Regions from separate parts of the Mus musculus genome. Here region 2 is linked to region 1. Evidence: chromatin loops called from intact Hi-C (ENCODE). Cell type or tissue: heart. All regions are shown on one strand. Links, peaks and the distances in the headings refer to the core of each region. The heading gives the core; the rest is flanking DNA. Region 1 holds the start of Vmn1r234 (vomeronasal 1 receptor 234). Region 2 overlaps Zfp948 (zinc finger protein 948).

Region 1 (13,076 bases), core at 2,695-10,694:
AGGCAGTTGCAGCCAATGAGCACACCACTTCCCAATTTCTGAAGGTAGAAATTTAATTTACATCCAAAACTTCTAAGAAAATTTCTTAACTTCAAATATGACATCACTTCATGTATTTCTCTGGAGGGAATGACTAAGATTCTGACTATGTACCTGTGGGTGAGGATTCCATCTATGTACTTAAGCACATATTTTGTTAAATAAAGGAAGAGGGAATGCCAATGAAGAAAAACTATCTTCTAGTATCCCCATGGGTATCCCAATTATAAGATAAATAAGTTTACCTCCTCAGGGAAGTAAAGACATTCGTAGCTCATTGCCATGCCATCACATGTCAGACCTCAGGATTTCCTGCTTGCTCTCTGTGAGATCTTGCTTTCCTCTCTGGATTAAGAATTACCAGATCAACTTCAACAGTAACCTCTTAATAGAGAAGAATATTAAATTGGCCCTTGTTTTCTATCATTGCTATCAGTGGCAAACAATTTTCAGCTAAGTTTTTTTGTTTCTCAAGGCTCTGTGTCCATTGCTATTGCAGATGAAATAATAATTGCAAGACTGAGGGGAGAGGAGATCAAAGATTAACAGATTCACATTTCAGGCACTGCCCACCATTTAAGGCAACAAACTTACCAAGACTAGAGCACTGAGAATACAATTCTAGAAGAGATAGAGATGTGATTTTCTAACACCTGTCTGGCAATCAGAGTTTATGAAGAAAATACACTAACAACATTCTGGTAAGTCATCACCTGAGTAAAACTGGATCTGAGACTTAAGCTGTTTCATAACAGAGAAAGCAGAATTGCTCCTGAGCAAAGGAAGCACAGCAGCAAGAGACATGTGATTCTAGACATACCCTGATTCTCATGACTGAGCATAAGCTTCACTCATAGAGGCCATTGCCACCTAATCCAAATAGCTATGAAATCTAGTTTTCAAAGTGATCCAGGATTTTTCTTAATCAAGTTTGTTGAGCCTCTAGGACAAGAATCCTAAACAATATTTTCAGAGTTATTAACACTGTACCTATACTCTGCCAAGGTTTGTTTACAAGCTTGTAATGAATATGAAGGAAGTGTCTAGGTTTGTAGAAAAGTGTCTTTCATCTGCGTTATTATTCAGACTTTTTGGAAACTGACACTTTTTTTTTGTTTGTTTGTTTTCCACCTCAAGTGTTTATTTCAGGCAGTGGAATCTAATCCACTAAGCAAGGACAAACACAGCGCACAAAGTACATTAATAATCACGATAGATCAAATTGTATATTGAGTACACATTAACCATAATTTACACATAACTATTCAGTAAGTGCAGAAACACAACTCAGATCCAAAGCAGTCCATTGATGTGTTCTTTAAACCCAGATCGAAAACAGAACACTGTAGGTTGACAGTAACCAGTTCTTTTTTCATTAAATAAACAACTAGTTTTATGGGGGGGGAAATTACAAGAACTCAGCAATGCTGAAGTCTAGTTTGTTTGGTTTGAACGTTACCAGAAAGAGGAAAGTCAATAAGAAAGAAAGGCCTGAGGGAAGAAGGATTGTCAAGCACACGACAGTGTTAAGTAAAAGAGAGGTGTTAAGGGAAAGCAGACTAGAGTGAGGAACAGAGGTCCCTGGCAGTGTGGCCTTGCAGTAGCTCTCAACCAAATTCCCAAGGAACACTTGCTACTGAAACTGACACTTTTATGCACACCGAGATACTTTCTGCACATTCATTACAAACTAGAAATCAAGCCTTGATGGAATATGTGTATAATGTTAGTAGCCCTGAAAAATCTAGTTTAGGATTCTTCTGGTGAAGTGTCAACAAGAATGATTAATGAAAAGCCTGGATAACTTTGAAAACCATGAAAATGAGTCAGGTAAGTGAGATACTAGTAGTAATCATCCGGATAACATTCCCATCTCTAACCAAGAGTCTATTTCTGTCTGTAGCCTTGGTGAGGACATTCAGCAAGAGCTAACACAAAAGTAAACAGTTTGTAGCATCAATTTTCATGGGAGCCACAAAATGTTTTCATCGATTTAAGATGTTCTTTGTTGATAGAGAAGAATATGTGAACATATGAAGTCTCAGAAGACTCCTTTGTTTTCTTTTTCTGGTTACTTAATACTGGTGAAAAAAGTAAGGGCTGATAAGTACACCCGATGAAATGAGTTCTGAAAAAAACTATATCATACGGGACATGCCTGGGTTACAAACATTCAAGTTTGTGTACATAAACTGTTATAAAAATCAGAATGAAAACCTGCTTCAATGCTACTAGCACTACTAAGCTCAGCTAATGACTGGTACATCAGTTCATCCCAGGAAATAAGCATTGTATTTATTCCTTTCTATACATTTTTGCTATTGTGTGATTTCTTTGTTTTATAAGGTGATGCTTTGACCACTGATCAACCAACAAGTCTTGTGATTGTTTGATGTGCTGTTTTTCTTTATATGAAATAAGTGAGTTCTAGGTCAACACCTTTGACTCATGCTGCACTTTATTCATTGCAAAGACATATAATCTTTCAGGACCCTGAGTTTTTTGATAGAATAGCTTATGCACTTCTATCAACAGATCTCAATGTTCACTAATAATTTATATTGGTCTATACCATTAATATTCACAAACCAATGGTTACTTGAAATAGAAAGAAATCATGAAAGTCTAGCCACATGTGACACAATAGGAACATAAGAAATTAGAGGCAAATACTCCACAAGTATACCTGAAAAGCCCAATAAATAACTAGAACTAATGGAGCATGTGAAATGGTTATACACCCAAAATATCACCACCTAGCCAGATATGCCTCTCAGTATCCTGAAACAAGCAAAATTTCTAAATCTCAACTATACTGTATGTAACTCAGATTCCTTCATCTTCACTGATAACCCATTAAGTAATAATATATACCTTATAGGTTTAGAAGGGTCAACTAATTATACATTGTTTTTCTTAGAAATCTAGGATCTATACATTTAAAAAATCACAGTGAATCACTTATTAATTCTAGTGAGAATAACTTGCATGGCAAATGCCAGGTTTTAAGTAACATGAAGCAAGTAGTCCATGCCTACCTCCTCATGCAGAATCCTCGGGATCAGGCAGAAGGGTCTCATCAAATCACTTCTGGTGATATGGCTATAGGGGTTATTTTGGTATCACAGACTGTTGCTGGAGTTTTGGGCAATTCGTGTCTCCTCTACAATTATATAGTGCTTTACTTCAAATCATACAAATTAAAGCACATGGACTGGATTTTGATGCACTTGATTGTGTCCAACTTCTTAACTCTCCTATGTAAAGGTGTTCCACAAGCAATGGCAGCTTTTGGTTTTCAATGTTTCTTCAATGATTTTGAGTGCAAACTACTTTCCTACCTTCATAGGGTGGGAAGAGGCGTGTCATTCGGCAGTGCATGCTTATTGAGTGTCTTCCAGGTCATCACTATCAGCCCAGAGGATGCCATTTGGACAATCTTAAAAAAAAAAGCACCCAAGTGCATCAGCTCTTCCCTATACTTGACTTGGATTCTATCTCTCCTTTTTAGCATTGTTTCCCTTAAGTATATGTCTGCAAAATTGTGCAATGTTAACAACACAAATCTCAAGGACTTGGGTTACTGTTCTTCTCTTTCTTTTGACAAAACTGCTGAAGTACTGCATGCAGCACACGTGATTATCCCTGGTGCTGTGTGCATGTTTTTCATGCTGTGCTCCAGTGGTTCCATGGTTCTCATTTTGCACAGGCACAGGCAGAGGATGGAACATATGATTAGGAGCAATATTTTCCCTAGATCCAGCCATGAGTCCAGAGCAACACAAACCATTCTTCTCCTAGTGAGTACCTTTGTATGTTTCTATACACTCTCCACACTTTTAACTATTTGTTTAAACTTTTTAGTTAATCTTACCTGGCATCTAGTGAGTATCCATGCAATATTCTCAATGTGTTTTGCTTCTGTAAGCCCCTACTTGCTCATGAGACATGGTTCCAGCACATCCATCCATTGCTTTGCTTGGGTAAACTATCAAAAATCCTAAAGGTCATCCTATGTATTCCAAACACTTATGGAATTCTGACATTAATTATCATGCTCAGAGAAATGTTTGTATTCAATAGGAATATTATTATATTTTGTATAACAATATTTAGTGCTAAAGGTATGTGTATGTTTTTGCTTGTTTTTTTTCATATAAGAACAAGTCAGCACATATTTACTGAAATTGTGTTTACTATCCATCAAGAAATACCACTGGAAGACAGCACAGAACATATCAATCACAAGGTATAGAAGGATGCAAATAATTGTGAATTTTAGAAACTGAAATAATGATAACTACAACAATAACAAATTGCTTTCAAACAAAATGCATTTCATATTGGCTTTTCTTTCTGGGGCATGAGTGAAAATGAAAATAAACTGAAATTCTTTCATTGCTCTCCCTATGTTTCATATTAGTGGTGTTAGTTAAAATAACCTTGTAACTAATGCCCACAATATTTCACTTGAGTCCATGCAATATGATTTTGTCTTGCTGGAAATTGGGTGGAAATATGGAGGGTGCTCATCACCATGTGATATATGCTTTATGCCATCCATACAACTTTTTTGTTTGTTTGTTTGTTTGTTTGTTTGTTTGTTTGTTTTTGAGACAGGGTTTCTTTGTGTAGCCCTGGCTGTCCTGAAACTCACTCTATAGACTAGGTTGGTCTCTGCCTCCCAATTGCTGGGATTAAAGGTGTGCACCACCACTGTCCAGCACAACTTTTTTCTATATGTGGATTTTCACTACTTTTAATTGCTTACATAGTGATGTACACATAATTGGAATTTAAATTAAATGCATACTACGGTTGAAAACAGTCAAAATCTAAAATAATTGAATGAGTATCAAAAATGTTAAATTAGGACATGACAAGCTTGAATTCCTTTCCTAGATTAAATTTTCAGTTATTAGTTTGTATCTCTGAAGCATTCATGAATGTCAGTTTTCTTGTTGTTAAGAACATTTCCCAGTAAAAGTACACTGTGCATGGAACTTCAACCTTGGAAATGACTATTCCATTTTCCATCATGCTTTTCCTTGGTTAGAATCAAGATCTCACAGGTGGAGTTGTTACCTGTACTGTGGCTGCAAAGAACTGGGTCTGACAACAACCAAACAAGCATCAGGAAGGAATTTCAGGGATTTTACCTCTCAATACAACTTTCAGCCAAGGATTAATTGTGGCTGTTTGCTACTGATTGTCTTCATAGTACAGTAGATTCCTCTAAATTGAAACATTCTCTCAGGAAGAAGTATGGGGGAGATGAGGTCCCTGGAATCAGGAAGAAGACAATTTTTCCTTGTCTGTGAAAGAAGAAACTTGCAAGGATCGCAAGATCCTCTCTTCAGTGCTATTAAACAATAAGTCAACTGTTGTGGGTGGTGGCTTCTGTTTCTTTCTGCCTAGAGGAAATTGGTAGACAGGTGAGAATTCTAAAAAGCCATAAAAAAGCTTCAGCATGGCCTTTTCAATCTCTGTGTTTCTGTTAGTGATGTAGTTGCTTTTCTTCTCTTCCTGTTACTGTTGTGATGGCTAACAGAATACTTAAAGTTTAAACTTACTTTATGAGAAGCCACAAGGTAAAAACGCTTCCATCATGAAAGTTCCTAGCTTATACAAGGTATAACCTGGCAGCCGATTCCATTTTGTCTCAGACACTGAAGACTATTCGAAAAAATTGTCTGCTATGCTTTTTATTAATTATTTTATTTATTTATATCCCAAATGCTGTATCCTCTCACAAAGTTCGTCTTCCCATCCTCCATCCTCTTTGCCTCTGAGACGGTACCCAACCCTGGTATCCCCCTACCCTAGTTTATCAAGTCTTTACAGGATTAGGTGTATACTCTAGCACTGAGACAAGGCAAGGCAGACCTCTGCAACATATGTACCAGGGTCTATGGTCCAGCCCATGTATGCTCTTGAAAGAAAGATGAAATTTCAAGACCTGTAAGTCATATAAAGTACTCAGAAATTGTGGAAAGCCGCAATATACATGCCGTCACTAGATGGTGCTAAACCTCCATCGTGCCAAACCGATCTCTCAGTTTAGATTGAGCTCATGGTGCACAGCTGCAAGAGCAAAAGCCCGCCTAAAGTCACCAGCCCATTTCCGGGGCACCTGTCCATCTCCCTGGGCACTAGCCCAACCCCTGGGGGCTTTAGCCTATCCCCAGGGGGCATGAGTATCGTGGGTGTAGCTACCGGTCCTAGTTTAGACTCGTCACACCTTAAGGGTATTTAAGCCACACACTTTCTGAGCCTTCTTTGTCTACCTCAATATTTTATGAAGTAAGTTAACCACGGAAGAATCTGGCGTGTCCTGTGTTTATTTCCTGCGGGACGGGGATAAGCTCAGGATAAGAAATTGCTGATTGTTTGTGAGCCTAGAGGCTGCCTGGGGCTGAGAACAAAGAAGAACAAACCCAGGCATGCCCCCATCATTAAAGCATTCCTGGGAACAGCTTGGCCATAAAGATAAAGAGGAATGTCAGGACATAACAGGGCTATCTGAACTGAGTCAACAACCATCTGGCCCGGCACCTCCCTCTGCCCATTGCCCGTTGGCACAGTTTAAAGTCATAAATTAACCAGATACTCTGCTAGCATTAAAAAAAAAAATCCAAATCACAGAACTCTGACACCCTGGCCTGCACGTATTCTTTTGCTGACATGTAATTTTTCTGCTGATGTTTGAATAAGCCAATAGTGTGTCACTATGCTGAATTCCCCACCTCTAAGCCTTTTACCTCATAAAAACTCCTAGCTTTCGAGCCTCAGGGTCAAATCCTCTGTCTCGTGCTTGAGATACTTTTTGACCCGGATCTCTGCCATTAAACTGCCTCGTGTGTTTGCAGAAAGAAGGATTGTCATGTTTCTTTGGGTGTGCTCTCTCTCCTGAGACTAGAGTGGGGGTCCCCGAAAGGAGGTCTTACACTCTTAGGTTGGTGACTTAGTCTCTGGGACTTCCCACAGGTCCAGGTTAGTTTACACTGTTGGTCTTCCTGTGGAGTTGGATCCCCTTCCGTTCCTTCAATCCTTCCATCTGGGTTCCTGATCTCAGGCCAATGCTTGGCTATGAGTATCTGCATCTGTCTCAGTCAGAAGCTGTTTGAGTCTCTCAGGGGACAGCCATGTTACGTTCCTCTGTACAAGCACAATACCGCATCAGTAATAGTGTTAGAGATTATTGCTTGCCCATGAGATGGATCCCAAATTAGGCCTGTCACTGGTCAGCCATTCCATCAGTCTCTGCTTCACTTTTGTCCCTGCAATTCTTTTAGACAGGAACAATTTGGGGTTGGCAATTTTGTTGTTCTACAAAAGAATGGGTCACAAGGATAACTGCTATTTCTGCTTTTGTAATCAAGGTTGCTTACTCTACTAAAGTGTAGCCATATGTTTTTTTTCCCATGTAAGCCCTGGATTGCTATGGCATTTAAAGCTGGGTCTTGGCTTGTTCTGAGAATTAGGCCCTACACCAGGAAACATAAATTTTCACTAGTTTCATTTTGGTGTCAGAGTACAGCTACAACAGTTTTCTATTTTGTGGGATAATTTTAGAAGGGCTGTTTGTTCTTCTTTCTCAGACATGGTGAGTCCCTTTTAGTCTGAAGAAATTAAATAGTGACACTGTTTCTGAAGAAACATGAGCAAATATCTATTTACCCCGGAGAGGAAACAAATTTCAGAACAAAGTTTTAGAATTGTGTTTAGACTATTTTGTGATAGGCTCTTCCTGGGGAACTTAAATACACATAGAAAGCAAACCCACAAAAATCCTTGTATCTTGGAAAACAAATTGATTTTTTTTTAGGACCACTAAAAGAAGTATGGAAAAGGGATTGCTTACAGTGTTGTGGTCTGGAGTCATTCAGTGTTTCACCAATATGACAACAAAAAGCTTTAGAATCCTTCTAAGTCTATGATCACCTTCCTCATGATGGAATGGATATTTCAATTCAGAGGAAACAGTAAAAAACTCATTTCCTTTTTTCTAGCTCTTATTGTATTTCTCCCTTTCTTATTCAGTATAGCAGCAATTTGGAGGAGTGATGTGTGTGAATATATATATATATATATATATATATATATATATATATATACACACATATACACATACACACACACACACACATACTTGTATGTGTGTTTCTGAAGGTCATACAGGAGGAACAACAAACACCTTTAAAACTCAAGGAATATGGCACATTAGTTAGCACAACTAAGATAGGTATGCCTCAGAGGCACATTCTTGAGTACTATGTATCCAGTGGCCTTTGTGTTCTGGAGTTTTTCTCTGCTTGTTTCTTTCACATCCAACTTAATGTAAGAATTATACAAAATCTGTAAGTGGTCTCCATCCCTTCACTGAACATTATCATTGGCAATTACAATAATGATACTTGAAAATTTTCAAGCATTGCTGCAGGAGCAAATTAATGACTCAATCACCACCCCTGTAAAGAACATAGACATGTAGATTGTTAGTAATGGCCATCTCACTTAGTATGCATTTGGAAAGATAAAATTGTTAGTGAAGTTAGTTAGGGTGTTTTTGCTAGTGACTGTGAAATAGAAAATCTTAGGGAGAAATTTGAAGTTCAAAAATGCACACTCTCTTTTTAAAAAAAACTTTTTATTGAAGATTTTATTTATTTATATTTCAAATGTTATCCCCTTTCCTGATTTCCCCGCTGCAAATTCTCCATCCCATCCCTCTCCCCCTGCTTTTATGAGGGTGATCCCACCCACCCACTCACCCACTCCAACCTCACCGCCCTAGTGGTACCTTACACTGGGGCACAAGCCTTTACAGGGCCGAGGACATCCCTTCCCATTGATGCTAGATAAGGCCATCCTCTGCTACATTAGCAACTGGAGCCATGGTCCCTCCATGTGTAGTCTTTGGTGGTTTAGTCCATGGGAACTGTGGGGAAGTCTGTTTGGTTGATATTGTTTTTCTTCCTATGGGGTTGTAAACCCCTTCAGCTTCTTTAGTCCTTCACCTATCTCCCTCATTGTGGTCCCCGTGCTCAGTCCAAGGCTGCAAGCATCCTCATCTGTCTGTAAAGGCTCTGGCAGAGTCTCTCCGGGACATCGATATCAGGCTCCTGTCAGCAAGCACTTGGCATCAGCAATAGTGTCTGGGTCTGATGTCTGCATATGTGATAGATTCCCAAGTGGGGCAGTTTCTGGATGGCCTTTCCTTCAGTCACTGCTCCACTCTTTGTCCCTGTATTTCTTTTAGACGGTAGCAGTTCTGGGTCAAAGTTTTGGAGGTGGGTAGGTGGCCCCATTCCTCAACCTGGAGGCCATGCTGCACCACTGGATGTTGGCAGCGATCCTGTTTGAATATTAGCTGACTTGTCAGCCATAAGTGCTTACTTACAAAGTCTTGGCCTCTGTGGGAAAGTACTAGTCCACCTGAGTACAAATAGACACAGATCTGGAAGTCAGCAGAGAAAAAAATAGCTATCAATCTTGTAGATAGATGCGTAATAACCCTTTCTGCTCTGATCTTCCTGCTGAACTATTTACCCAGTCACTATTCTGTTCCTGGGAATAGGTGCATTACCCAGAGACAAAGCAACCCCCCTACATTCCCCTCCTGTTCCTATGAGTATATAACCTGTGTGGGAAAAATAAAAATTTGTCAGCTTGAACAGAAACTAGTCTTGCTGTCTGTTCTTTGTGTTTCTTTGTGCCCCATTCTCTTCCAGGTGGCCCCTCAAGTCCCTGTTCGACTGTCCTGCTGGTCTGGACAACTGGATATGGTCTCTACAGGTTCTCCCTCCTCTTCATTGGGTATTTCAGCTAATGCCATCACTGTTGGGTCCTGGGAGCCTCTTTCTTTTCTGGTGTCTATGACTTTCTGGTGGCTACCCCAGTTCCCCATCCCCCATTGCTACACACCTCTGTTCAATTTCCTGTGCATTCACAGAGAGCCTCTGTGCATTCCCCCATCCCCTCTTATACCTGATTAGACATCCTTTTCCCCATTTCCCTCTATTTCTCATAAGTCCCTCCCACCCTCTACTTCCGTAATTATTTTGTTCCCTCTTCTAAATAGGACTGAAGCATCCACACATACTCTTAATAGTTGACCTAGAGACATTTTGAGGTCAGGGAACAAAACTATTGGAAGACTAACTAGCACTGGCTAATGTGAATTTTACTGAGACAGGCCTGTCAACTTAGGTGGTAATTAATGTCTTGATACATTTTTGCCTCAGCTTCCTTGTGTGATATATTAAAAGTCGATGATGAGTAGATGTGCATTCTTATGACTTAAAGAAGAAATGACTATTTTTTTATATAAAAGTTTAGATTTGTGATTCATTTAAGATTTTTATAAATCACTTTATAAGTTAAAATTACATAATTGATTCTTTCTTTGTAACTGTAATTTCCTATCTGCTGGCAACAGAAATTGGCAACTGAAAAAGTTACTTTGATTGCTTACACTGTTAGCCTATAACAAGTTATTTAGATATGAATGTACTTGGAGTCTTGAGAAAAATTTGTTTTCTTTACTTCTGCTATGTAATGTGAAAGTATTAGGGAACATACTGTTTTTCACACTTATTCCCTAGAGGAAAAATAAAATGGGCATTTTAATGTACAAAATATATATCACATTGTAATTCTATACTGCTTGCCAGATTTTACTGGTACATATAAGCTGTAGGAAAGAAAAAGCAGTGGCTCGAGCCTACTCGTTGGAGTTTGCTCTATCCACTCATGATGTGAATGTGTATTTGTATGTATGTATGTATGTATGTATGTATGTATGTATGTTTGTATGTGTCTTAGTCAGGGTTTCTATTACTACACAAACATCATGACCAAGAAGCAAGTTGGGGAGGAAAGGGTTTATTTGGCTTACACTTCCATGCTGCTGTTCATCACCAAAGGAAGTCAGGACTGGAACTCAAGCAGGTCAGAAAGCAGGAGCTGATGCAAAGGTCATGGAGGGATGATCTTTACTGGCTTGCCTCCCCTGGCTTGGTCAGCCTGCTCTCTTATAGAACCCAAGACTACCAGCCCAGGGATGGTCCCACCCACAAGGGGCCTTTTCCCCTTGATCACTAATTGAGAAAATGCCTTACAGTTGGATCTCATGGAGGCATTTCGTCAACTGAAGCTCCTTTCTCTGTGATAACTCCAGCTGTGTCAAGTTGACACAAAACAAGCCAGTACAGTATGTATGTATGTATGTATGTATGTATGTATGTATGTATGTATGTATATATGTATGTGTACTGGCTAATTTTGTGTCAACTTGACCCAAGCTGGAATTATCACAGAGAAAGGAGCTTTAGTTGGGGAAATGCCTCCACAAGATTCAGCTGTAAGGCATTTTCTCAATTAGTGATCAAGGAGGGAGGTCCCCTTGTGGGTGGTACCATCCCTGGGCTGGTAGTCTTAGTTCTATAAGAGAGCAGGCTGAGCAAGCCAGGGGAAGCAAGCCAATAAAGAATATCCCCCCATGGCCTCTGCATCAGCTCCTGCTTTCTGACCTGCCTGAGTTGCAGTCCTGACTTCCTTTGGTGATGAACAGCAGTATGGAAGTGTAAGCTGAATAAACCCTTTCCTCCCCAACTACTTCTTGGTCATGATGTTTGTGCAGGAATAAAAATCCTGACTAAGACAGTACATATGTATGTATGTATGTATGTATGTATGTATGTATGTATATGTGAAGTTGTTGACACTTGTTCTTTAGAGCTTGCTGGTTAGAGCTTGTTGAAGTTTGCTTCATTCATCCAGTATGTGTGAGTGTGCATGTGTGTGTGTGTGTGTGTGTGTGTGTGTGAATCTTTCTACCTTTTTTTCTTTTAACTGGCATTTTGCAGTCCTCAACAAGTTTTTTCTATGACCTATTGCAAGCCCGCAAAGACTTTTTCACCAGTTTCTTGCAGCTCCTAAAGAAATTCTTTCTCAACTACCCAGGGAGTATTCTTGCTGGCCTATTCAATTGCCAGCACTACACCCTGCCTCAGTTTACCCTGGTCTTTGACAGCTGTTCAATTTTGTTGATAGTAGGAAACTACTTCATGGCAGCACTTCTTCTCAGAAACGTGGCATGATATCTTTTGAGACCAAAAACTAACCATAGCACACACCACACTAGTAGTTTCTCTCCATGAGTTAGCTAATACCAAAAGTAATATTTGGGTGAATATACAAGAGTTTGAGCAGCATTTTGAAAGGCCCATCATATCTCATTGACAAAATAACAGTGCTTCTGTCTCCACTGAGGTCAATGCTCTGGATAGCCAAAGGTCTTTTCCATGGTTTCTTGTGTAAGATTGGGTTATATTTGGGCCTAAGATTATGTAGGCCCCAAATCCAACCAAAAATCAGTTGTGTGCAGAAAAACAGTCGGCAACATGTCTCATCTTCTCTCTCTCTCTCTCTCTCTCTCTCTCTCTCTCTCTCTCTCTCTCTCTCCCCTAATACCCAACCTACCAGACTTATCCACAACTTTGCAGAACATTTGTGGCAGTCTTCATTGTCATTACCTATTCCTGATTCCATCTCCTGTGGATCTTACATTTTTTCATTCTCACCTTCCTCTTCCAATTTATTGCTTTTTTCCCAGGTATTCTCTGGCAACTCATAGGTCATGCATGCCAGAAAACAAGGTAAGATGCCTGCAGATCTTCTCTTTTCTCTTTGTCTCCACAGATCCTCTTGTCTCATTACCATCTTTGCAGCAAACCCTGTACCATAGCCTTTCCTGTATTCTTGCTACCATCTACTGTTGATCCCACAGAACCTCCAATTCTAAATTGTTTCTTGTCACTCATTGCTTTTTACCAGGTCCCAATCCTAGTAGTAGGCACCTCCTGTTAATGCCAGAGCAGATTGTAAAAGGTAGGAAGTAGGATGAAGTTGGACCCATACCTCTTCTACTGCACATAAGATCCATTTACCCAGTTTTATACCTAAATCTGTAGCAGGGAATCTGCTCACTGACTGAATCTATCCCCAAAGAATCACAAAAAAACCTTTGCCTC
Region 2 (13,076 bases), core at 1,570-9,569, 350 kb after region 1:
TATAAAACACATTTGAATCAAACACTGAAAATAATCAGACCCAGTCTACCCAACTGAATGAAATTTTATATTGGTTACATTAGTCATTGGGAACAAAAAGTCTAGAGACTCTCATTTGATTTGATACAAGGGTATGGAATATGAGAAATTCTTTCCCCAAGATTCATGTTTTAGAACACATCAGAGAGTTCATACTGGAGAGAGAACTTACAGATGTACTGAATGTGACAAATCTTTGATTAGGTGCTCTCACCTTAGAGCACACTAGAGAGAAACATACCATTCTAAATAATGTAACATAGCATTTATCCAGTATGCTCTCTGCTTATAAATCCCATGATATTCATAGTAAAACCATAAGAATAAGAAACATGAGAAAGCCTTTAATTAGCCTTTAAACCTCAGAAAATATGAGTCTCAGTTAAAACAATGATTTGCAAATTGAACTGTGTGAAGTTACTTTCTCTCTCTCTCTCTCTCTCTCTCTCTCTCTCTCGTGTGTGTGTGTGTGTGTGTGTGTGTGTGTGTCTGGGTACTTCTCTGCTTGTATTACTGTGTACTACATGCATGCTTGATGCCTGTGGGGACTAAAGGGTGCATCAGATAGATCCCTTGGTGCTATGCTTAAAGGGAGTTGTGAACTGCTATGTGTGTTGGGAGGTGAATCCCAATACTCTCCATAAGAGCAGCCAGTGGTTTTAACCACTAGGCCATCTCTCTAGCTCCTGGGAAAAGCTGTAGTAAAAATATTCATCTTGTTTAGCATCAAAAGTTCATAATTCTAGGCAAGGTGGGACACATCATTAATTCCAGTATTTGGGTGGCAAAGGCAAGATCTCTGGTCTACATAGCAAGTTCTAGGATACCCTGAATGAACTATATATACACCATATCTCAAAAAATAATAATGACAAAAGGTAATTAAATAAGTTTTAAAGACTTCTAATTGTGTTGTAAATCACAAAGGTCATACTTCTGAGAATCCATATAAAGGTATGTCATATATAATCTCCAAGTCTTGCTTCCCATTGAAAATTATACCCACCAAGTGCATTGAATTCAACAAAGCCTTTATCTAGTGCTGAAATTGCTGACGTAAAAGAAATTCATCAAGAGAGAAAACACATAAAAGTACTCTAATAAAGTATCATTTCTCATTCATCTTCAAAATCATCATAGTAGAGTCAAACCTTACAAATAGTAAGAAGATAAGAAAGTGTGAAGATGTAGATGAGATATGTATGTGACATCACAGGCATGCTCAGACAGAGCTTAAAAATCCCCAATTATTCTGGGCTTCCTGGTGTAACCTTTAGTACCTGCCCTCTGGAGGCAGAAGCAAGTGGATCTCTGAGTTCAAGGTGAGCATGGTCTACACTGCAAATTCTAAAACAGCCAGGACTACACAGAAAAATCCCATGCAAGAAAAACCAAAGTGGTTAAAAAAATAAGGAAGAAATCTCTGAAGGTATAAAGAAATTCATTTTACACTACAGAAGAAAAATTGGGAAGTATTAACCAATACTCTAAATTAAAAATCGTATAGCTGCCATTAACAGCCAGTCCTCCCCACACCCCTTGAGGTAAACAAGACTAGAGGATCCTCTGCTAACTATGATGAAATGGTAATCGGTCCTATCTTACACAATTCCTCGTTCTTAGTACTTTCTGCACAGTTATGGGTCTCTTCATTATCCACCTCCTACAAGAAGAGGAGGGTTCTTTTACCAGACTGGAAAGTAGTGCAAACTGTTAATTATAAATCTGAATATTTAGATGGCAGGTTAATAATGTATTTGTTAAGAAAACATCAATAAGTTGTGCCCTTGGATTTATACTTCCAAGACTTGGGTTTTGGCCATGGCATGAATTCATCTCTAGCTCAGGCTTCAAGTTTGGTCAAGAGAGAGGTTAGCTACTCTTAAGCAGTCATGCCAGTATAGCTCCAATGCATACTTGTTACCCAGTAACTTGATAGTGAAGGATATAGATTTCAAGATTGTACTCTCAGTATCTCCAACCCAAAGCTTTAGGTGTCTTCAGCAACTCCATGTACTTATGATTGCCAGCAAAAGGACTGGCAATGGCCTTTTTTGTTTGGAGTGCCTCTGGAGACTCCTTGACTAGTAATCTTAGGCAGATAATAGGTACCTGGTAGAGAGTTTCACTCAGTACCCCTGTTGTCTGGAAGGAGCATCATTTACCCATGTGGGATACTTCTGTCAAAAAGGCTTATAAGTGATATTTTCTTTAACTTGTAAAATAGTCAAATTTCATAAAACTTCATATATCCTTTTGGTTACTCCAGCCATTCTTCCTCCTTTCTTCCTGCCCCATCCCCCGTTTCATATTTAAAACATGTTTTACTTTATGCCCAGTTCTTTCATGTCACATGTGATACCATCCTGTCATTATAAATTTTTTAGTTTGTTTGCAAAATGATAGGGGCCTATGTATCTTCCTTATAGACGTCTCCTTTGGGTTCACCACTCAGCAGCCCTTTCTCCTTTCCACTACTTCACTGTGTACTTGAACCATTCTTCCCCAGTATTCGCCTTCTCTAATTTCATATCATCCATAACCTACTATCCATTCTTTCTTTCTGAGTCTCCCTCTATTGGTCCATTTCTAACTTCCTAGCATCTACATGCAGTCTTATTTCAACAAATAAAACAGAAACATTAAAGCTAAGATGCACATATGAGAGGAAATGTGTGCTGTTTGACTGTTGGGGATTAGTTGGCAGAAGTCTCCATATTTTCCAATTGCCTACATTTACATCCAGATTTCACACTTTCATTTTTATTTACAACTGAATAATATACCATGTTCTATAGATACATATCATATTTTTATAAAAAATTTTTATTTGCCTATGTGTCAGGTGATGGATAACTGAGTTGATTGCAGGCCTAGACATTGTGAATAAAGCAAGAAGAACATGATGGGCAAATGATCATTGGTAAGATAGAAACTCCCTGGATTTGATAGGGAGTAACCAAGATAGGTTACTGTGTATCAGAGTTCTCTAAGGTTGAACCTTTTCATGTTGAAGGATACTCTGTAGAAAAATAGGGTGTTATAGGAAAGGAAAATTAACTGGATGCCTTAAAGGCTAGGGAGTGAATGGGCCATGAACTGTCCAACCTATAGAGACTCTCCCCAATGCTCAGAAATAGGAAACTTAATAGTTTTAGGAAGTCTCAGAAACTGGCAAGATTCACTATCGCCTTTCTGCCTCAAGCTTACATAATTGGCAAGGACCGCTGACAGGGTCATACAAGATGAGTTTTACAGAAGATGCTCAGACCAGCCATGAAGCAGACACTGGTCAAGCTGCCTGGACTCTGGAGCACAAGGCACGCTCATGGAGGAAGTGGCTTATTAGATCACTTCTCAACTCAGGTGAGATGCATGGAACTGCACTGATCCCCAGGTTTCCATCTTTATTATCCATGACTCTCACAGGTGGCAGCTATCATTGAATCCTTTCTGTTTCTATCAGAAACCCCCTCACCCACGTTTTTATAAGTCACCCCAATAAAACTCAGTAATCCACTGGGCTTTACAAATGACCCAGGGGTTAAGAATACTGTGTGTTCCTTTGAAGATTCACTTTATTTTCCCAGCATCCTCACATGGGCGCTCAATCTCTCAGCTCAACTCCAGAATCTACAATGCCCTTTCCTGGCCTCTGCGAGGACGAGGGACACATATCATACACAGACATAAATGCAGACAACACGACTAAAAAAGAAACCACACTGGTTCGTTAAGGTGGACTTTGTTGGTTCCCCAACATTGATTTATTATTATTTCCTTATCTGGGATAAGTAGATGATTGTTCTTGTTTCCACAGGAATAATATCACACATTAGTGCTGTAATTAGGTCACATAGAAGTTTTCTTTCTTTCAGTTATTCATTTATTTATCGGGGCATCTAGACTGACTTCAAAAGTTGATTCTCCAGTTTTTTGGGTTTTGGTTTTTTTGTTTGTTTTTGTTTTTGTTTTTTTGAGACAGGGTTTCTCTGTGCAGTCCTGGCTGTCCTGAAACTCACTCTGTAGACCAGACTGGCCTTGAACTCAGAAATCCGCCTGCCTCTGCCTCCCAAGTGCTGGGATTACAGGCATGCACCAACACTGCCCAGCGATTCTCTAGTTTTTAATATCATGGTGGCTCACAACCACCTATAATGGGATCTGATGGCCTCTTATAGAGTCTCTGGAGACACCAACAGTGTACTTACATGCATAAAAAAAATAAATCTGAAAAAAAGAAAAGCAGTATTTGAGCTGGGCATAGTAGCACATGCCTTTAAACACACATTTCCACAGAAAACCCTGTCTTGAATGAATGAATGGTCCTCTCAAACTTCTATCATTAGCTATTTAACACTGACATACATATGTGTGTAACATACGCATATGGATGCAGAATGTGTGTGTGTATGTGTGTATGTGCATTTGTATGGGCACATTTAATACTGCCCATTTTTACCTCCTACCTCTCCACTATCCTGGTCCACAATTCCAACAGTCACTCTACTGTGTTCATCTCTATTCATACTGCTTGTAATCCAGAGATGAACTGAAGGAATGCAAGGACACAAGCAGGGCTATCTTGTCTGAGTCAACACCATCTGGCCGGAACCTCCCCTCTGTCTATTGCCCCTTGACGCGGGGTAAAGTCATACATCAACTAGTTGCTATGTGAACAAAGATAAGCCCCCAGCCCACAGGAACAAAGTCCTGATGCCCTTTTGCTGACATGTAATCTTTCTGTTAATGATTGAATGAGCCAATCCCATACCTTTGTTGAAATTCCTCGTACCCCTATCCCTTTTTCTTCCATAAAAACCCCTAACTTTTGAGCCTTGGGGCCTACATCTGTTATCTCCTGTGTGAGATACATGTTGGTCCGGAGCTCTGTCATTAAACTACTTCGTGTATTTACATCAAGGCGTTCTGTTCTGTTTGTGATTCTTGGGTGCACGCCGAATCGAGAGTTGAGTGGGGGTTTCCCCACTAGGTTCTTTCAGAACCAGAGCCATTTGTGAGACTGTGGGTTTGGAGCCTGATGTGCTCAGCACAGGATAACAACTAAAGGCCATGACTCTTCTCCTTGAATCTATCCATAGCCAATGTCTGAGAGGTAAAGTGAGCTGTTGTTCCCTTTCCTAGAATGACTGTGGTCTTGTGTGAGGCCAGTACAGATAAAGCCCAGTTGTTGTTGGTTACTGATTACAATAGTTGTATGGAGTCGAGAGAATGGTGTATCTTAGCCTTTCCCCTCTTTCCCTTCTTATTGCATAACCACTTCTTCCTTGGAGTTTCCACAGCTAGAGATGAATGGTGTAGGTGACTTTTTGAGACCTTACTTATTTTATGCATCTGGGACAGCCAAGAGTTTCAGTGTTTACCACTCCGTTAGAAGCAAAGAAAGGAAGAAAGGGGGGGGGGAGAGAGAGAGAGAGAGAGAGAGAGAGAGAGACAGAGAGAGAGAGACAGAGAGAGACAGAGAGAGACAGAGAGAGAGAGAGAGAGAGAGAGGAAGAAACTGTGTTTTTTTTTCTCACTTTTGCACGAGTCACAGAAGTGTAACTTGTTTCTTAGTTTACTGACAAGACCGCCATCTAGTGGTGAAAGTAGTACAGTGGGATGAGTTCAGGTCTGGGCTGATAGCTGTGGGCCAACCACTGGCTACATGAGATTGCTCCCTTTCCCTTCTTCTCGTGTTTGTTTTTGGGGGATGGGACTCTGGCACCTGATTTTAGCCTTTTGTTGTTTGGTATCCAGTATGTGACCGAGAGGCTGATAGTCAGATAAAGGTCTGAGGTTGCCTATCTGGTATCTGAGGATTCAGAACTCACAATGGGGGTCAGATAATGGGATGCAGCATCCTACCCAATCCACTTGAGTCTAGGCTGGGAGCAAGCACGCAGCTGTGCAGAGCAAGTACAGGGCAGCTTGGCAGCTGAACCTGTGTTGAAGGAAGCATGAAACTGAGTAGGAGGGATCAGTCTCCCTGTGGCATATTGGCCTAGTTTAGAGGAAGGGTATAGTGTAGGTGGGGTTAGTGGAATGAAGCCAGGGAAACTGGGAAACAATGTGTGTTTTTCATAGGCAGTGGGACTAAAGAGTCAAAGACAGAAGTATCAAGAACCTGATTTTGTACTGAGCTCTTGGGGGGGGGGGGGCTGCATCGTGGGCAGTCATATAGTGGAGACCTGACTGCAGAGGACTTGAGGGGGTGGGGGTAGGAGGTGGGGGAGTAGGGGTACCTCGGGACCAAACACTTCCCTAAGCTGCAGGTGCCAAGTGGGTCATCCTGGGAGACTCAGCAGTCTGCAACCATATAGATGGGAATAGATGCACTGGGTCCATGAGCCTCCTAGATCAGAGGAACTACAGGAACAGGCAGGAAGGGAGGAGAGAGTGATCATTTTCTCTATTGTTCATAAAGATGACAGCTCTCTAAATTTTTGCTGTCAATAAATTTTCAATAATATTAACTGGAATAATACTATTTCTAAATCAATCTTATGGCTGCTAGATATGCTTATAAGAATAAACCAGTAGAATATTTGAATTTATCTGTTGATATTTGCAACGCGGTCTCTTTGCTGTGGTGGAAAGGACAAAGCTTGAAATTTACAATCATCCATTATAATATCTGTGATCTACCACTTCCCTATTCAAGAGAGTGGCATATGTACCTAGGGACTTGGATTTCCTGAGAGCTTTTAGATAGGAGTCATGAAAGGAACTCCTGCAAATTTAATTGAATCTAAAATACAGTTTGTGAGTTCTACAGGTATGGATGTAAATACTAACTTTTAAAAGTAAACTGTCTATCCATCATTAATTTTCCATCTGAAACGTATGTAATCTGTGATGTAAATACAGTGTTGTAAGAAGTGTGCAACCAGATTTGATGAGGCTCTGCTTTTATCTCAGCACTCAAGAGGCAAAGGCAGCTGGGTCTCAATGAGTTGTAGGCTGGCCTGGTTTATGTAGTATTTCAGGACAGGCAGAGCTACATGGTAAGACTCTGTCTCAAAAATCAAGGAGAAAAAAAAAGTAACTACAAGAAAGAGGGGGGATTGAAGGAAGGAAAGAAAGACAGAAAGAAAGAAAAGGAGGGAAAAAAGGAAAAAAAGAAAAAAGAAATGTGTCTTGTACTGAGTTCTTAATGTTGTAAATTAGAGTCTGGAAATCACAGTATGTTCTTTGAGGGAATCGGGTCACAGTATTTTCACAGTTAGAAAGGATGTTATAAACCAGTTTGTGGTGGTGGCACACACTTTTAATCCCAGCATTCAGGAAACAGAAGCAGGTAGATCTTGGAGTTCTCTGCCAGTCTGATCTACAGAGTTTAAGGACAGCCAGACTACACAGAGAAACCCTGTTTTGGAGGAAAAAAAGAAAGAAAGGAAGAGAGATAGGAACAAAATTAAAAGGTATCATATAATAGAAATAATATTATGAAGCATCTTGTGAATAATTATGATAACTCAACTATATCAAAAAAGCATCTGCAATCTTCTTGTCTTCCTGATTCAACAAAAGCATTCTGCTCATGGACACTTGGACACATGGCCAAACCGTTACATAGAAGTCACCATGTAGGCCAAGCTGACCTGGAATTCACAGATTTCCACCCACCTCTATCTCTTCAGTGCTCACATTAAAGTTGTGCACCAGCAGGAATGTTCAAACTGTTGTCTTTTATTTTGTGGTCTGTTGACAATCAGTGGTGTGACTGTGGTTTGGTAGAAAATATATGGCTTGTGTAGAGAACATTGTCAGCCCAAGGAAGTTTCATTTACACTTCACATGTGTATGCTTTCCCAGACTGATATGTATGGTAGACATATGTTATGGTAGGATAATACCATAATTTCTCATGAGTTTTTAGAAATCTTTTCTGTTATGTTACTCTTGCTGTGTTTATATCTTGCTCTTCTCTATAAATAAATGCCTCTCATACTTTTTCCATTTTCTCCTTAAGATCGTTCATTCCCAGTTTTACTTTTCTGGTTAGTGCAGTTATTCCAGGTTGTGAACTCACATTTGAAGATTTGGAGGGAGGAACTTTCTATGAAAGAGAACATGCAGTATCTGTCTTTTGGGTTTGACTTATTCCACTCAGTGTGATCTGTACTAAGTCCACACATTTACCTGCAAATGTCGTGACTTCAATTTTCTTTACACTTCAATAATATTTTTTAGTGTACATATACATTTTTACTTCTCAATTGGAGGACATTTATGTTCTTCCATTTGGTACCTGTTATGACTCTAGCGTCAATGTGCAATGTTGAGCGCATATCTGTGGAGTAGGGTGTTGAGCCCTTTGAGCATATTCTAAGGAGTAGAAGAACTGGGTTACATACGAGATTTATTTAACCTGTGGGTTTGTTTATTTAACTGACAATTCTTTATATTGATTTATAGAATGGCTATTATTTTGTTTATAGTGTTTTTATTCCCTATGTTTTTTTTAAATGTTGTTGCTGGTTAGAATATTTGTAGAATTCTTCTTTCTTTAATGTGAGAAAGAATGGCTTGCACCTTTGAGTTTGGTTGATTACTTCCCTATTCTCCTGTATTCATCTATTCTTCATATGAAATGTATTATTTCCCATGTTCTTCTAAATAATTTCTCAAATTCTCCTGTGTATGTGTTGCCTCTAATTTATTATGTGCTATGCTGCTTTAGTAAAATGAATTGTGTTAATTCATGACTATCTTCAAATGCACTTCTGTCTCCCTCTTTCGAGAGAATATTTTTCTGAGTGCAATAATATAGTTGCTGGTGTTTTTCTCTCCAAGTTTTAAATATTTTTCCGTGCTCGCCTGGCTCTGGGATTACTGACCAGACACCAGGTAGTATTTTGTTGCTTGGGCCTTTTTATGTGATCTCCCATTGATTTTTTTTTAACAACATTCAGTATTAATTTTACTTTTCCAGTTTGACCCATTGATATTAAAGGACCACTAGCCAACTATTCATTCTTCCTCAAAGAGAAAATCAAAGAAGAGACACAGAAAGAAATGGCTAAATCTCCAGTAAACATGTCCAAGGTCAGTAGTAATTTCCAGTCTATTTCTAAAAGTGTTGTAGTTGGATACAAGACCTTAATTTTCTGCTCCTGGTAATTTTTTAATATTTATTTTGAAATTGTTATAAACAGACCAACAAAATCACAAACTTCAATTCAGCAGACCTAGAGTCTAGACAACACAATGCATTTTTATGCAATCAATATTCACTAGGAACAGAAGCTCTGGAGCCTCAGATGTGATTTTATATTTTCACTATCGAATATATGTTTGTGTACTAATCCAACACCAGACCCCCAAAAAATTTGTGACAGAAGTAGAACGAAGGAAAGCACTTAGCTTTTTTTTATAACAGGTGGTCATTACCTTCATGGCAGGTATATGTGGCTTAATTGTGCCATGAAACTGATGTTCTTGAGTGTAGGCTGAGATTATATTTTACTTGTATTTATTTCTCTTTGGTGTTTAATATCATGTTAGTGTTGATGTGTCTACATGTTTGTTAGCACCTCATATCTGTTTATCTCAGGAGAATCACACACTTGTCTAAGAAGTTCAGTGGTAACTTTCCAGAGTAGAGAGATCAGTATTTTTTACTTTTTTTCTTTTCTTTTGTTTGTATCTCAGACAACATCCCACCTAGCAGAACACTTGGGCTTGACCTCATTGTGTAGAATTATGTGGAATGCATCCTTACAAATGTCTTATGGGCATTGACTGATGGATGTGAATAAGTTGTTAGTGACATTTGATATGAAAAAAATACTCTCATCGTGGTTTTGCTCTAGTTACTTTTTACTTGAATGATAGCTATTCAATCCTACCTTGCAGCTGTAGGGTTCTGAAATTGTTATTTGTCTAAGATGGCTCTTTTACATGCTCAGGAAAAGTTTCTATCATGTTAAATGCGGCTAAGGCAGATTTTTCCATCTGCTTGTTAGTGGTCCCAATAGCTATCTATCTGTATCTCTATCTCTATCTCTATCTCTATCTCTATCTCTATCTCTATCTCTATCTCTATCTCTATCTCTGTCTCTATATAGTTGATTTATATGTTACCCTTAAAATTATCAATATGTAGTATTCTTAACAAGCTTGCTACTGTGGAAAAATAACATAATTCTTTGCCTAAAAAGGACTCATGAGTTCTGCCTTCCATACCTACCCCTTTGCTTTTTAATCATGTGGTGTTAAATATTATAGTTTAAAAATCATACCTGAGCCTGTTAGAATAGATTATGTCAAGGCCCAAATACAGAGAAGATTGACTCAGTGTATGCATTTTAGGATGATCTTCAGGCAGAGCATTTAAAAGCACATTCCTCATCATGACCTGTCCTGAGACAGGAACATTGTGATCCTGGGGCACATGAGTTCAGAATACATAAGAAGTAGATAACTATGTCAATATTTTAAATTTGTGTCTTGTTTCTTGGATACTACTTATAAAACATGTCATCCTCCTTTCACAGAGTTTGAACATTCACTACAGAATGTGACTAACTATACTGGAAATCATTTTTTGATTGTTTTAAAAATTTTTTAATTTTTTGATGGTGTCCAATAACAATGTTCTTCACTCATCTACATTCTGTCTCTGTATATCCAAGAAAGCATTCTACCTTGTAACACTAGTCAAAGTGTAACTTTTTTTTCAGCATCTGTTAACATTTCGAGATGTGGCCGTGGACTTCTCCCAGAAGGAGTGGGAGTGCCTGGACTCTGCTCAGAGGGCTTTGTACATTGACGTGATGGTGGAGAATTATAGCAACCTGGTGTTTGTGGGTAAGAACATTTTTCTTCTACAGTTCCTAACTCTTCCTTTGTAACTACTGACTTTATAGCTTGTAAACTCTCTAGTAAGCAGCCATGGAAAAAAAAACAAACAAACAAACCAGAAGTCTAGGTAGTGAAAAAGAAATTTTCCAAGATAGCCAGATTGCACCACTATTATGAGCAACTATGAGCTGGAGAAAGTAGAGACAAAGGAAGCATAGTGTTTGTGCACTATGAAGAACTGGAAGTGGAGATCTGATTGCAGCAAGGAACAGCCTGATGTGAGAGGCCTGTGCTGCCTGTCACCTGAGGCCATGGTGATATCTAGGCCTTGTCTTGGTTTGTGGCCCCACTGGCACTATGGGTCTGTATCAATGTCTGCAGCCCATGTGTCACTACAGGCCATATGGATTTTTGTGGTCTGGGCTGCTCCCTGAGGCCATATTGATGTCCTAGGGACTTTCTAAGCTGGCTCTGCCTCTTATCAGCAACCTCCTGGTGGTGCAACCTAGACTTTTACTTGGGAGAGCTTTACCTGCTCCTCACCTAGGCAGCAGAGGAGGGCTGGCCTACATGGCATGTGTGTGCAGAAGAACTGGAGGGCCGACTACCTTAGTTACTACCCAGGAAAAGTTTCACGACATTGATTTAGCTCATCCCAATATCTACCCCATTTATGAACTGCTGGAACATGTGGAGGGGCCAGTCCTATTGAACCAAAGCTGCAGGATTTCAGTGACTCATGACAACAGCAGGATATCTAAGAGGAGCCTCTACAAGGGTCCAGAATTGGTGGTGTAGAAAAAGCCAGAGACCTAGAACCAGACCAATGACTCATTGCCACAAATATTTGCAAGTAAAACTGTTGATACAAGAGCAGATTGTTGGCCAGAGCAATGGCTAGATTTTTTTTTTAATTTTAAGTTTTATTTTTTATTGTCTTTTGAGGTGTAGGTTACAAAGGTGCAAGGTAGATTGGGAAGGTTCTGAAAACAAGTGGACTTGGGGTGCGTGATGTGAATTTCCAGAGAATCAGGGGGGAACAAAAAGAACTGTTAAGTAAAAGAAAACATTTCCATGATATTTACTTTTTTTTTTTCATTTACCATTTTAGAGGTGCCATGTACCCTTGATTTTGATTTGAAGATTCATTCAGAAATTCAGTAGCACATACTGTTTCCACCCATATCTTAAAGTTCCATAGCCATCATTGCAATTGACATTGTTTTACTTGTAAGAAGAACTCAAGATGTGCAAACTGAAAATTCTCCCACAATATGCTGCAGATTGTAATTGGAAATAGTAGTTGAGAATTCATTCCTATATTTCCCCTATTTTGTGTTCTTCTCATGTACTGAGCCCAGCACTGTCTCAGACATCTGTATTTTTTTCCAAAATTCTAGCATTGGTCATAGGTTTCTTCACAGAAAACATGGATTATTGTGTGCAGAGTAGACCTGGTTACCTGCCAGGAGCAAATGAGGTACAAACAGTGTGAGCCTGAGATTAGATTAAACTTTTTACACAATTCAGAGAATGCCAAGTTGGACATTTTCAGTAAAGATGAGTTATGTATTAGAAATCACTGACCCATGTATAGATCTTTCTGTATAGATCCTCACAAAAGCAGCTTGTCACCTGAAGAACTATATACAGTTACAGTGAATGAAAAGTGTCAACTACTGGGAGCTCTGTTCTAAATAGTTGCAGGTTGAATTATCTTAAAGGGGAACTTACAGAGACAGACATTTATCACATGTGTAATCTGGGAACAAGCCCTATTGATCTGAATTGTACTCATTTTCAGAGAAATATTCTGTACGTGATACTGTCCATCAACATGTGAGGACTGAAAAGGAGTCTCGTCAGTGTAATGAACTTGGTGAAATGCTTCATGAACCCACCAACTGTGCACCTTATAATACAAGTGACACTACAGAAACCTCTAACAACTACAGATGCTGTAATGACCAGGATGCCTCTGTTGACTCTTCAAACCCAGATAGACTTAAAAGCGTGCACACTGGAGAAGAACGTTGTGAATATAAAGACTGTGAGAAATCTTCCAGCATTGCTCAAGATCAGAGAACAAACAGTGCAAACAAAGAACAGAGACAGGAAAAACATGGTGGCCATTTCAGCTCTACACACAGTCTCAAATCTTCCAGCATTGCTCAAGATCAGAGAACAAACAGTGCAAACAAAGAACAGGGACAGGAAAAACATGGTGG

Evidence for each region. A loop is a pair of places that touch in the nucleus more often than their neighbours do. Peaks named below come from ENCODE experiments on the same cell type or tissue, not always from the same donor. Only the 100,000 strongest peaks of a DNase experiment are listed, where the experiment ranks them.
Region 2: a loop joins it to region 1, with 10 times the contacts of the local background. A loop is called at or near these places in 6 of 42 quality-filtered maps.

Annotation. Positions count from the first base shown.
Region 1 is chr17:21,225,773-21,238,848 of GRCm38, forward strand. Vmn1r234 (vomeronasal 1 receptor 234) reads left to right here and starts at 3,054. Exons shown (of 1, transcript NM_134198.2): 1 at 3,054-4,044. The coding sequence starts at 3,054. The coding sequence ends at 4,043. It also overlaps the pseudogene Vmn1r-ps147. In heart, for the core only: a CTCF peak has its summit at 6,043 (motif pointing right); no DNase peak of the experiment used is centred there.
Region 2 is chr17:21,574,053-21,587,128 of GRCm38, forward strand. Zfp948 (zinc finger protein 948) reads left to right here. Exons shown (of 6, transcript NM_001002008.2): 4 at 8,978-9,090; 5 at 10,728-10,854; 6 at 12,653-13,076. The coding sequence starts at 9,061. Among named protein-coding and RNA genes, the nearest start is that of Zfp948, 14 kb to the left of the region's middle. In heart, for the core only: a CTCF peak has its summit at 5,666 (motif pointing left); no DNase peak of the experiment used is centred there.